Regions from separate parts of the Homo sapiens genome. Here regions 2 and 3 are each linked to region 1. Evidence: chromatin contacts called from ENCODE Hi-C or POLR2A ChIA-PET data. All regions are on one chromosome and are shown on one strand. Each heading gives the region's core, a stretch centred on a gene start or an enhancer-like site at or near the end of the contact. The rest is flanking DNA. Distances are from core to core; before and after follow the strand shown. Region 1 holds the start of NASP (nuclear autoantigenic sperm protein). Region 2 holds the start of STIL (STIL centriolar assembly protein). Region 3 holds the start of DMAP1 (DNA methyltransferase 1 associated protein 1).

Evidence for each region. A loop is a pair of places that touch in the nucleus more often than their neighbours do. ChIA-PET counts read pairs that join two places held with the same protein, here RNA polymerase II (POLR2A). Pooled maps may share reads with other maps.
Region 2: a map with no recorded cell type shows a loop between it and region 1 (10-fold over the local background). The contact joins the promoter of STIL here to the promoter of NASP in region 1. A Hi-C loop is called at or near these places in 1 of 37 single-sample maps with no recorded cell type and 7 of 50 pooled maps. POLR2A ChIA-PET finds 5 or more read pairs at or near these places in 1 of 52 experiments (GM12878).
Region 3: a loop to region 1 is called in a pooled map, with 12 times the contacts of the local background. The contact joins the promoter of DMAP1 here to the promoter of NASP in region 1. A Hi-C loop is called at or near these places in 6 of 50 pooled maps.

The regions. Positions count from the first base shown.
Region 1 is chr1:45,582,089-45,586,452 of GRCh38, forward strand. NASP (nuclear autoantigenic sperm protein) reads left to right here and starts at 1,953. Exons shown (of 15, transcript NM_002482.4): 1 at 1,953-2,117. The coding sequence starts at 2,059. RefSeq lists enhancers at 569-618, 1,029-1,088, 1,539-1,848 and silencers at 1,379-1,438, 2,349-2,648.
Region 2 is chr1:47,312,283-47,316,646 of GRCh38, forward strand. STIL (STIL centriolar assembly protein) reads right to left here and starts at 1,865. Exons shown (of 17, transcript NM_001048166.1): 1 at 1,754-1,865. RefSeq lists an enhancer at 1,875-2,604 and a silencer at 1,922-1,971.
Region 3 is chr1:44,210,913-44,215,276 of GRCh38, forward strand. It overlaps DMAP1 (DNA methyltransferase 1 associated protein 1), which reads left to right and starts at 2,559. Exons shown (of 10, transcript NM_019100.5): 1 at 2,559-2,946; 2 at 3,438-3,529; 3 at 3,791-3,986. The coding sequence starts at 2,842. RefSeq lists a silencer at 1,868-1,967 and enhancers at 2,365-2,659, 2,398-2,637, 3,403-3,904, 3,905-4,364.

The DNA.
Region 1 (4,364 bases), core at 703-3,202:
AGCCCTGGCTGCAAGGACTTTGGAGAGATCTCCCCTCCCAACACCCTCCATTTACCACATCATCAGACTGTGGTAGCCATTCAATGAGTGCTTAGCGTGAATTCTACACAGTGCTAATTACCTGTAATTCTCACAATGTCCTTAAGCGGTGGCTACTAATATGTCTTCATTTTACACTTAACCTTAATCCCAGCTACTCGATTACAATCCGGGTTACGTGACCTGGCTCACGTCACCTAGCTAATAATGGAAGAGCCCATGTATGTTTGCCATAGGAATTGGCATTTTCACGTCCAGCTCTCTAGCCCCAAAGATTTCAACCTCTTCGAGCCTTGACAGATTGGAATAAGAATCCTCTCCAGGAATCTTTCCCAATATGCTGGAACCTAAAGGGAAATAAAAACCCCTACTCCGATCAGCGTAGACTGGGCCATGGTGAAAAGGAATGGATGATACTCCAGGTGTGAGGAATTGCAGCTTTTTAGCCTGCCAGTTATTTTTCACTCAGCCATTTGCAGGAAATGAGGCACACTGCTTTCCATAACTGATTTGTCTTGCAACTTTCTGAACAAGTCACAGCTTCCCCTTTTTTTTTTTTTTGAGACGGAGTCTCGCTCTGTTGCCCAGGCTGCAGTGCAGTGGCGAGATCTCGGCTCACTGCAACCTTTGCCTCCCGGGTTCAAGTGATTCTCCTGCCTTAGCCTCCCGAGTAGCTGGGATTACAGGAGCCTGCCACCACACCTGGCTAATTTTCGTATTTTTAGTAGAGACGGGGTTTCACCATGTTGGCCAGGTTGGAACCTTGGCCTATTTATTTATTTATTTTTGAGACGGAGTTTCGCTCTGTTGCCCAGGCTGGAGTGCAGTGGCGAGCTCTCGGCTCACTGCAACCTCTGCCTTCCGGGTTCTAGTATTCTCCTACCTCAGCCTCCCGAGTAGCTGGGATTACAGGCGCCCGCCACCACGCCCGGCTAATTTTTGTATTTTTTAGTAGAGACGGGGGGGTCTCACCATCTTGGCCAGGCTGGTCTTGAACTCCTGACCTCGTGATCCACCAGCCTAGGCCTCCCAAAGTGCTGGGATTACAGGCGTGAGCCACCGCGTCCGGCCCCTTGGTTTATTTTTCTAAGAAACAGACTAACACTGATCTCACTAGTAGCATTGTTAATATTAAACAAGATAGCTAATAGCTTTAAAGCGTCTAATCACGGTACCCCCACGAGTAGTAGTCACACAGCAAATCATAGGCAGGAGTGGACAAACAGCGCTGGGAGCATTAATTCTGGTAGATTTGGAGTCTGGGCAGGGCCTAAGAGGATGGGATCAGCGGATTGGGCCAGCCAAAGGGGGCGGGTTCAGAGGGAGGAGCCAGCTGCCTCCCGCTGCAAGCCCCGAGCTTTGAATCAAGCGCGGTAGTTTCAGCTGTAGCCAATCCTAGAACAAAATCTTTTTGCGTCAGTTGTTGCTGAGGCCTAGATCTCACCCAGATCAGTTCTAGTCGCTGCTGCTTGTACCCGTCCTCGGCCCTTGCGTGTCCGTCCGTTACGACTCAGAGGACGGAGAGAAAGTCTAAGTCACCTTCCTCAGTATCCAGGCCGGAAGGAGACTCTCAGCTACTCGCCCTGAACATGCAGAGCAGCACTGGCTTCCCTGTCTCTGGATGCCGCAGGGGCGTCCTGTCAGGAGTTGTAGTGTCAAGATTCCAGTTCTTCTTATGCGACTTGCTGGAGAAGCAGGAAGTTGCTGTTTATTGGAGAAGTCGGGCTAGGGAGGGAAACAATCCCGCGGAGCCATATGGAGAGGGCAGGAGGTGTCTAGATAGTGGTAGGCCGGCGGGGGACGGAGGGTATGGGTGGTGAGTCCTGGCCCTTTAAACCCGAGGGGGAGGATCCGGAAGTGGATGGGCGGGGCGAAGGGTCCTCGTATATAAAAGGGCCCCGGCCGCGCGGGGTCTCTAATCTGCCATTTTCTGTCCCTGAGTGAGTCTCTGGCGTCCCAAATTGCCTGTTTTTCTCGCAGGCTCTATTCCGTTCGCTGGTTCGCCACCTCAGGGGAACGATGGCCATGGAGTCCACAGCCACTGCCGCCGTCGCCGCGGAGCTGGTTTCTGCCGACAAGTAAGCGGGACTGTGGAAAGCTTAAGGCACTGGCCAGTCCGCGGGGAGGGCTAATGGACGGGGGCTCCGGAGAAGGGGCAGACCGGTGGGCGGGAGTACTTGCCTTCCCAAGAGCAGCTGTCGCTGTTCGGGAAGGCCTGGTCACTGGAGCAGTCCTTCTTTTGCTGAGAGCCTCGCGCAGCAGCGGTAACGGCGGTCGGCTGGCGCCCCCTGCCCCGCTTTTCGCGGCCGCCATCTTGCCGGGGGCAGCGGCGGCTGTATCCTTCGCCTGCCCCTCTCCTTCCTCCCCCAGCCCGGGGCGGTTGGCCGGGAGGCGGGGCCCTGGCGCGCGGGTTGGCCTTCACGCCCCTTCTGTCCCCAGCGTGTGCCTCTGGTAGAACCCCTGGATAACCCGGGAATATAACCAACGAAGATTTGGCGCCAAAAGGGAAAAAAAACCTTGCACGAGGAAGGAGGCTGGACCTGAGGGGTCGGGGTGGGCGGGGCCTTGCTGAGGGCGGGGTTTTGCGCGCGTGCGTTCGCTTCCCTCGCCGGCCCTGGGGCAGGGGGCGGGGCCTTGAGGAGGCGGGAAAACTCCATTGTTTGGGGCCGCTGCGGCTCCAGCAGGAGCTTTGGACTATCTCCGTGGGGCCGGCGAGGCTAGTTCCCCCCGACACCTCGCTCACGTCTTGTGCTGGGAGATAGTTATCGCTCCCCGCGACTCCGTGAGCCCCTGCCTGTGGTGGGGAGGATTGTCGTTCTTTAGACTTTGGAGGTGGTGTCTGTTTGGGGGGAACATTACCGGACGTAAAGCGTCTTCAGGAAGCGCTGTCTGGAGCTCTCACCAGCACTGTTTGGTTGCTAGGTGAATCGGCAGTAGTATGCACGAAGTGGAGAAGGACTGGAGGGAAACAAGATAGGATTGTTTTGAAAGCGGCACAGTGCCACTCAGGCGTAATCTGTTTTTTGAACAGTGGAGGGAAACACTACACGAGTTCAAGGAAACAAGTGCTGTTTCCCATACAGTAGGTCTGATTTCCCAATCTTGCCATATTTTTTTAGGCATCTGGTTCTATTTTTTTTTCTAATCTTGTGCGCTTTAGAGGTTAGTTGCCTTCCCTGTAAAAGGAATGGTTGCTGTGAAGTTTTTTAAATTGATATTCTATAGGCTTACACTCTGTCATGATTATGTCTTTGTTTGTTTATAGTTAGAGATTTACGTATATCTCTGCTTACCACCTTTTCTCTCTGCGTTCTTGTAGAGCAGTGGTTCTCAAGTCACCCTGAGAATCATTTGGGAACTCATGGGAAATACAATTTTAATTTCAAACTCCCATTACCTGCCTCTTTCCCCATTGATTCGATATAAGCAGTATAGATTGGGCTTGGGAGTCGTGCTATAGCTATTATAAAAAGAGCTGCTTTTTATAATGTTTCCTAGACAGCTCTAGCAGTCAGTATTTCACTGACAGCTGTGTGTTTTTGTTTTGTTTTTGCAGACAGGGTCTGGATCTCACATCCAGACTGGAGTGTAGTGTTGTGATCATAGCTCACTGCAACCTCGAACTCCTGGGCACAACTGATCTTCCCTAGTAGCTTGGGACTACAGGTGTGCCACTACACCTGGCCAATTTTTTGTAGATACAAGGTCTTAATGTTGCCCAGGTTGGTCTCAGACTCTTGGACTCAAGCAGTCCTCCCGCCTTGGCCTCCCAAAGTGTTGAGGTTACAGGCGTGAGGCACGGCGCAGGGCCAGGTGTTTTTGTTTTTGTTTTTTGAGGTAGAAGTATGCAACAAATACCTCTTGCAGGTCCCCTGTGTCTAGCCAGAGTTAGGTCATTAGTGAATTTAGTTTCCTGGCAGGTTATACATAGAGAAAGTTTATGTATATGTGGCTAGAAGAAAGCAAACCATTTAGTTCCTCACAGCATAAATTGAAAGCTAAAACTGAGCAATTATATGTGCTGGGTGTGTGGGGGTGGGGGGGCAGGGTCTCTGTCACCCAGGTTGGAGTGCAGTGATGCCATCTCGGCCCCCTGCAGCCCCTACCGTGCCGTGTGTGTGTGTGTGTGTGTGTGTGTGTGTGTGTGTGTGTGTGTGGTGTGTGTGTGTGTGTGTGTGTGTGGTGTGTGTGTGTGTCACCCAGGCTGGAGTGCAGTGATGCCATCTCGGCCCACAGCAGCCCCTACCTCCTGGCCTCAAGTGATTGTCCGGCCTCAGCCTCCCGAGTAGCTGGGACTGCAGGCGCACACCACAAGGCCCAGCTGA
Region 2 (4,364 bases), core at 615-3,114, 1.7 Mb after region 1:
GATCGAGACCATCCTGGCTAACACGATGAAACCCCGTCTCTACTAAAAATACAAAAAATTAGTGGGGTGTGGTGGCGGGCACCTGTAGTGAACCCGGGAGGCGGAGCTTGCAGCGAGTGGAGATTTCGTCACTGCCCTCCAGCCTGGGCAACAGAGCGAGACTCCGTCTCAAAAAAAAAAAAAGGTGACTAAACAGTCCTTCTTAGAAATATCTGGACTTAAAAGGTTTAATGCAGCTTCCACAGAATGCAGGCTTTAAATCCTAAAACCCTTCCTTAGTACTTGGTTGTCATGGATAACAGTATTCACATGGATAACTGTAACTCTACAAAGTATAAAAAGTGCCAATTTTTTCTTCATTAAACAGAAGTGTCTTAAAATGCGCTATTTGTGTTTTATTCCTTTATTCATTTGGGTGAAAAGATGGATAATGTTGATTTCTTATTTTAAAACAATATACATAAGGTACTTTCATTCTGTCAGTGTTGTACAAGCCACTAAAGGTAATAAAACTAAAACCACACAACATCTACACCTAGCAAAACATATTCTCAGGTAAAGTCATTATCGTGTACAATAGAAACGTTCAAATCATCCTCACCCCTTCTTCCATATAAATTATCTTTCCATACCCACCACCTTAGTTGCTAACTTCATCAACTCACCAGACTTATGGAAAAGTCCCCATAATGCTGCTAGAAGAGTGTTTCCATATAAATCTGATCAAATTATTCTCCTGCTTTAAAAGTCAATGGCTCATGTCAGGGGCGGTGGCTCACGCTTGTAATCCCAGCATTTTGGGAGGCCGAGGCGGGTGGATCACCTGAAGTCAGGATTTCCAGACCAGCCCGACCAACATGGTGAAACCCCGTCTCTACTAAAAATACAAAAATCAGCCGAGCGTGGTGGCGTTTGCCTGTAATCCCAGCTACTAGGGAGGCTGAGGCAGGAGAATCGCTTGAACCCGGGGGACGGAGGTTGCAGTGAGCCGAGATCACTCCACTTCACTCCAGCCTGGGCCAAAGAGTGAAACTGCGTCTCAAAAATAAACATAAAAATAAATTTTTTTTAAAAAGCCGATGGCTCTTCTTTACATACAGAATAAAGGATCTTCACAATCCAGCCCCACTCTATTATTCCAACCTTAACCCCCCCATCCACTCATCCTACATTCCAGTCAAACTGAACTACTTGCAGTGCCCCGGTTTCAATATCTGCACAGGATGCCTCCCTTAACTTGGAATGCCCTAGTAAACCCCCGCCATCCCTCACAATCCAACTCGAATGTCACTTCCTCTGTGAAACCTTCTCCCAGACACCGTGGCGATGGTACTATACTGTCTGTACTCACACGCATAGCATTCTCGCACTTTGCTGTTTACACTTTACTTCCAGTAGTCCATGAACTTCAAACATTAACTGATCCCTTACTACGTAGCAGAGTGTGAGCCAGAAATTGTGAGGAATGCAAGAGCGAGCATTCAAGGTTTCAGTCCTCAAGAAATTCCCACCGTAAAAACAACTTTAAATGGCACGTTATCGACTGCAAACCTCTTTCACATACCTTAGCTCAGATGATACCCAAGGATTTCATGGACTGCTTAATTTCTCCCACTAGCTCCCCTTCTCGTCATCTGCTCCAGGCTCCTGGAGGGCGGAACCCACTACAGGGCTTTGAATGTTACCCACCAACCTTCCCAGGGCCCCGCTGCCGCCTCTCAAGGGGAAACCAGGAGCACAAAGCTCCACTTACCGCAACTTCCGCGGAGCTGAGGTCTGTTTGCAGGGTAGGAGCGGGAGCCGGCTCCAAGGAGCGCCACCGCCGACTCCGGCCCCGCCTCTGGGACGTTGGGGTCGCGGGAACTGAGGCGGCAAACACAAGCTCGCGAAACTGAAGGCCGCGCCACGCCTGCTGACTGGTCAGAAACCTCGCCAGTCAGGGAGCGGGGGTGGTGCTAGAGAGCCGCGCACGGTCGCCGTTACGTATTGGTGTGCCGACCAATCAGCGCCCCGCACTGGTTCCGCGCTCGACCAATCCCAAGTCTTCTTGGAGAACTGCGGGCGCCACCGGCGCTCCAGGATCAAGGATCCGAGGATTTAAACCTTTCATTTCGTCAACGGTTAAGTTCCGGGGCGGGGTAGGCTTTCCGCAAGCGCAATGGAAAGCCCAGCTAGGTAGACGGAGGAGCGAGTGGCAGATGAAGCCGGAAGTGCTCTATAAGATGATCATTGGTCGGCGACTGGAAGCGGACACCCGAAGAACAGTTTCCAAACTCTTTACCTGAAAGCACAAAAGACAAGAAAGTTAGAGTTATTCCAGTTTCTTACTTTTTAATTTTTATTCTAAAATGTACATTTTTAATTTTTCCTTTTTGTGATCACTTATCCTCAACTTCTAGATTTCTTCCAGTTTCTTTCCTAGGAAGCCATCTGTTTTAGTGACATAATTTTTTTTTTTTTTGAGGTGGAATCTCACTCCGTCGCCCAAGCTGGAGTGCGATGACGCGATATCGGCTCACCGCAACCTCGCCTCCCGAGTTCAAGCGATTCTCCTGTCTCAGCTTCCCAATTAGCTGGTATTACAGGCGTCCACCACCCACCACCACGCCCGGCTAATTTTTTTTTTTTTTGAAACGGAGTCTCGCTCTGTCGCCCAGGCTGGAGTGCAGTGGCGCGATCTCGGCTCACTGCAAGCTCCGCCTCCTGGGTTCATGCCAGTCTCCTGCCTCAGCCTCCCGAGTAGCTGGAACTACAGGCGCCCACCACGCCCGGCTAATTTTTTGTATTTTTAGTAGAGACGGGGTTTCACCGTGTTAGCCAGGATGGTCTCGATCTCCTGACCTCGTGATCCGTCCACCTCGGCCTCCCAAAGTGCTGGGATTACAGGCGTGAGCCACTGCGCCCGGCCTAATTTTTGTATTTTTTAGTAGAGACGGGGTTTCACCACGTTGGCTAGGCTGGTCTCGAACTCTTGACCTCAGGTGATCTACCCGCCTCGGCCTCCCAAAGTGCTGGGATTACAGGCGTGAGCCACCACTCTGGGCCAAAATTTGTATTTATTAATTGATTGATTGATTGATTGATTGAGACAGGGTCTTGCTCTGTCGCCCAGGCTGGAGTGCTGTGACGCTATCTCGGCTCACTGCAACTCACTGCACACTGCCTTCCAGGTTCAAGCAATTCTCCTGCCTCAGCCTCCGGAGTAGCTGGGGTTACAGACAAGCACCACCACGGCCGGCTAGTTTTTGTATTTTTAGTAGAGACCAGGTTTCACCATGTTGGGCACTGGGCTGATCTGGAACTCCTGACCTCAAGTGATCTGCCCACCTCGGCCTCCGAAACTGCTGGGATTACAGAAGTGAGCCACCGCCCCCAGCAAAGTAACATAAAAATTTTAAATTCCTGTTGAGTAGAAGAAAAGAATGTGACTTAAATTTATAAACCATATATGCCTATCTCTACAACTAGCATTGATATTATATATAGTATTGATATTTTATGTATTTATATACAGTCAGCCCTCTATCAGTGGGTTCCATATTCACAGATTCAGCCAACCGCAAATGGAAATATTCGGAGGGGAAAAAAACAAAATAACAACAATAAAAATAATACAAATCCAGTCTGGGCAACATGGCAAAACCCCATCTCTACAAAAAATACAAAAAAATTGCCAGGCATGGTGTCATGTGCCTGTAGTCCTACTACTTGGGAGGCTGAGGTGGGAGGACGGCTTGAGCCGGGGAGGCAGAGGTTGCAGTGAACTGAGATTGTGCCATTGCACTCCAGACTGGGTGACAGATCAAGACCCTGCCTCAAAAATAATAATACAAATAAGACACACATGTTGGGTGCGGTAGCTCCTGCCTGTAATCCCAACACTTTGCAAGGCCGAGATGGGAGGATCGCTTGAGGCCAAGAGTTCAAGACCAGCCTGGGCAATATAGCAGCACCCTGTCTCTACAGAAAATTTAAGAATTAGTGGGGTGTGGTAGTACAGGCCTGTAGCCCTAGCTACTGGGAAGGCTTAGGTGGGAGGATTGCTTGAGCCCAGGAGTTTGAGGCTGCAGTGAGCTATGATTGTACCACTGCACTCCAGCCTGGATGACAGAGCAAGACCCTATCTCTCAAATAATTTAATTTAAAACTATAACCAATTTGACCGGGTATGGTGGCTCATGACTGTAATCCCAGCACTTTGGGAGGCCGAGGCGGGTGGATCACCTGAGGTCAGGAATTCAAGACCAGCCTGACCAACATGGAGAAACCCCGTCTCTACTAAAAATACAAAATTAGCCAGGTGTGGTGGCACATGCCTGTAATCCCAGCTACTAGGGAGACTGAGGCAGGAGAATCGCTTGAAC
Region 3 (4,364 bases), core at 1,309-3,808, 1.4 Mb before region 1:
AAAAGGCCTGAGGGTTTTTAGGTCATTTCTACTAAACTAAAATGTATGTGTGTGTGTGTTGCGCATTGTTCAAAGGGTAGAAAAAGAATGAAGGTTCCTGACTCATTTTAGAAGACAAGCATAATTCTGATTCCAAAATCACATCAGGATAGTTAAAAGAAAAGAAAATTATAGGCCCATTTCAGTTATAAATTGATTTTTTAAAAATCCTAAATAAACTATTAGCTAGCTAAGCCCAAAAGTATACCTTCTTTACATATGTATTATGATCAGATGGATTTCATTCCATAAATGTAACATCACAAAATCTGTTAATACACTTCAGTAGTAGACTAAAGGAGATAATTCTTATAAATATATCAATTGATATCAATTGATGAAAAGCATTTTTTTTTTTTTGCTAAAGATGATCACCTTAAGGAATAAATAACTCTTAGAAAACTAAGAAGAATGTTCCTTAATTTGGGAAAGAGTATATACAAACAACCTGGAGCAAATGTTATGTTTAATAGAAAAAATTTAAATGCGCCCCCCTTAAGATCTGGAAAAAGACAAGGATGCCCACGACCACACCTGCTGTTTAACCAATTACTGGAGGTACTGGAAAATGCTAAAAGAAAAAGAAATAAGGGGTATAAATTGAAAGGAGGGGATAAACTTGTCATTATTTGCAGATAACATGGTCATCTTTCTCTAAATATCTGGAATCCATTGCCACTGCTACAACCTTAGTTCAGTTTCCCAACACCTCTAACCTAGATAGTCACAACTGCCCTCTAGTCTCCTAAACTCTGGCCTGGTCCACCTTCCACAGCGCACAGTCTGCCTGTCTTTCCTTCTTCCTTTCCTTCTTCCCTTCATTCCTTCCTTTTATTATAGAAGAGGTACACATTCATTATAGAAAGTATAGAAAATATAAATTGCCAGATAAAAACAAGTGATGGAATCATTTCAGTTTAGTCCTTTCCAGAATTTTTTCTATGTATATACACATTTATAAAAAAAAGAGAGACCACTAACTTTCCCTGACCAGATTATGGAAAGCAGTTCTCCATCCCATCGCTCTATTTCATTTCCTTCCTAGCTCTTGTTACCATCAAAACTTACATTATCAATTTTATTGTCTATTTCCTTAGTGTTTCTCCTTCTCCACTAAATATAAGCTCCACCAGTAGCTATTTGTATCTCGTTCACCCACTGCATGCCCAGAGTCTAGAATAGTGCCTGGCACATACATTCCTTTATGTACTGTGATCCCTGTCTTCACAGAAATGAGTCTATTAGAGATATATATTAAACAAGTAATTACACAATTAATTAACTACAACTAGGGTCAAGTGTTTCAGGCAGCCAATTGCTCTCTCCCTTTCTGGCTCCAAGGACCATTTCCTTACCCTGTGGACAATTTCTGCTGTAAGACTGTGACTTCCTCCGGCAACTGTTTGGAGCTCAGTGGATCCATCCAGGAATCAGACCCAGGAACAGGTTTGTACCTCCAGGCCTAGTTCTCCAAAGTTTTGGGGACTAGTCAGGCTTGTGGCTACAGCTGTTGTATCCCCTTGTCTTCTCCAGGCCAGAACAGGCTACACCACTTATAGCTAACTTGCGCAAACTGTCTGCTCCTCTAGTCCCTGCTGGTATCTTTGGCAGGTCTCGACTTGGGGTCTGGCCTTCTTAATGCCTTAACAAGCCCCACCCTATCCCACAGGCTATGTGTCCTTCAAATTGACAGGCTGGTTTGCAGACTGCTGAAGCTGGGAGCTGCTTTCCTTGTCCCTTGTGCCCTTCCTCAGGACCTCCTGTCTCTCTCTTTCCAGGAAGATCCCCAGGTTTATTCCCTTGAGGGATACTTCTAAGCTGGTTCCTGCTTGGGGCTGTGTTTTGGGCTTCTTCGTAGCCCAAAGAGTGCAGCTAGCTCCTGTACTAGTGAAGTGCCACGAAGCTGGCCTCCAGGAAATCCCCACGAGGCCACAACCCACAGCTATCTCCATCAGAGGAGGTGCAAATGAGGGCCCACACCTTACTCCATTTTGGCAGCCGCCCTAGGAAGCTCTGCCTTTATTTCTTCATCTTCAAGCTTATCACAATTTGAAGTTTATCTCTTCACCTCCAAGCTTAGCACAGTGCCTAGTACATATTAGCACTTAATGAAGAGGGGGCAATTCAAATCATTAACTCATTTAATAAAAAAATAGTAAATGTCCCACGCACCGTGCTAATGTTTTACAAGGATTCTTGGTATTTCATTTACACAGGTGCCATTACAATTTCCATTCGGCAAATAAAGAAAAAGGTCCAGAGAAATTAAGTGACTTCCCAAAGTCACAAAGTTCTGGTATCTCTTCACTGCCTGAGACGCAACGGAGCATCGTAGAGGGAAAATGCCAGAAAGCAGGCAGTGCACCAATGAAAACAGGCTCGCGGGAGAACCAAAGGGTGGCAAGCTCAGCACGGCCAGTAGCTTTCACCCTCGGTTGCCAGTCGGCTTCGTTTCCTACAACACCGACCGGAAGTGTTTCTGTCGGCCGCGTTCCGAATGAGCACCGCCGGAAGTTTCTGCCGCGGCTTTGCGGGGACGGGGGAGTGGTAGTGGGGGCTGCAGCTGCCGGACCCAGGTGCGGAAGTGCGAGGGCCCAGGTGGCTGAAGGGGCCGTTAGGAACATCCAAGCGGTGGGGCACAGGCAGATCCCCGACCTGACCTGGACCACCCTTCTCCTCTTGGCCCGCCCCTTCAACTCGCCTCCGCTTAGGTCTGGATTGGCCCCGCCCCCTGACCTGAGCCTGGTCCTTCTTCAGGCACTGACCCTTGACCTCCGGTGGCTCCCCCATCTCTCAGGCGCGATGGCTACGGGCGCGGATGTACGGGACATTCTAGAACTCGGGGGTCCAGAAGGGGATGCAGCCTCTGGGACCATCAGCAAGAAGGACATTATCAACCCGGACAAGGTAGCAGGGGCACCTGAAAGCGTTGACTAGGGGAGGGTAGGGGAGTGAAGATGGGGAGGAGTGACAACGGGCAAGGGATGGGTGCTACACTTACAGTGAGTTGGGCGATAAAAGGGGTGACATAACAGGACAGGGAATATGTGTCATCCTTGATGGGAGGGAGGAGATGGGACATCGTGGGAGATGGTGGGACCAAGAGGGTATGACACCTCTAAGAGCTGAGAGGACCAGGCAAGTGTGATTTTTGCAAGATATTGTTGGGGAGAGATCAAGACATTGTAACAGTCTGAGAGTTGGTGGGATGGGGAGGGGACTGCTCTGATTTGGGCGTAGGATGGTGTTCCTGGGAGTGGGTTTCTGTGCCTTTACAGTGTGTCAGTTTGCCTGTCATTGACCCTGTAGGTGCTGCTTTGTTCAGGGATTGAGCTGGACTAAAGAATTTTCAGGAAAGGGTCTAGGTTGTGGTTCCTTTCTGTGGTTTCCTTCCTCAGAAAAAATCCAAGAAGTCCTCTGAGACACTGACTTTCAAGAGGCCCGAGGGCATGCACCGGGAAGTCTATGCCTTGCTCTACTCTGACAAGAAGCAAGTATTGGAGTCCCAAGTCCCCCAGGTTTTGGCCCCTGATTCACCTGCCATGCCCCTAACTCCTAGTTTTCTCTAACAATTTTCTCCTCCCCAGCAAGGGCTCCTGCTTGCTTAGCAGGATGCAGGAGGACCTGAAGTCTTTTGCTCCAGGACATGACTTTCTTGCTATAGGGTAGGGTAGATCAGCTCCCTGGGACAAAAAGCTCTTTAACACACCTTCTGATTCTAACCTCGCATCTCCCTAAACCTCCCTGCCAGGGATGCACCCCCACTGCTACCCAGTGACACTGGCCAGGGATACCGTACAGTGAAGGCCAAGTTGGGCTCCAAGAAGGTGCGGCCTTGGAAGTGGATGCCATTCACCAACCCGGCCCGCAAGGACGGAGCAATGTTCTTCCACTGGCGACGTGCAGCGGAGGAGGGCAAGGACTACCCCTTTGCCAGGTTCAATAAGGTAAGCTACCTTCATTCGGACACAGGCCAAGATTGCCCTCCCACTTTGAGCCATTTGTGCGAGCTCTCCAGTCTCCTAGGGTTGGTTCTGGGGGCACGCTTATGCCCAACTGTGATTACCCACTCAATCCTCGTGGCAAATGCATGCAGAGTAGGACTCTGTGGGTCTTTTCTGCCCAAGGGATCCTGTTCTTTCCCGGACCTGCTCTGGTTTTTCATGGCTTTTCTTGGTCTTTCAAATGTTGCTGTTCCTCAGAGCTGTATCCTAGGTGCTCTAGTCTTCTTGTTCTCTACTTTCTTAGTATGAACCCTGTGGCTTCAGTTACCCTCTCTACAAGTCACCAATCCAGAGCAGTGCTTCCTTCGCATCCAGTCATTT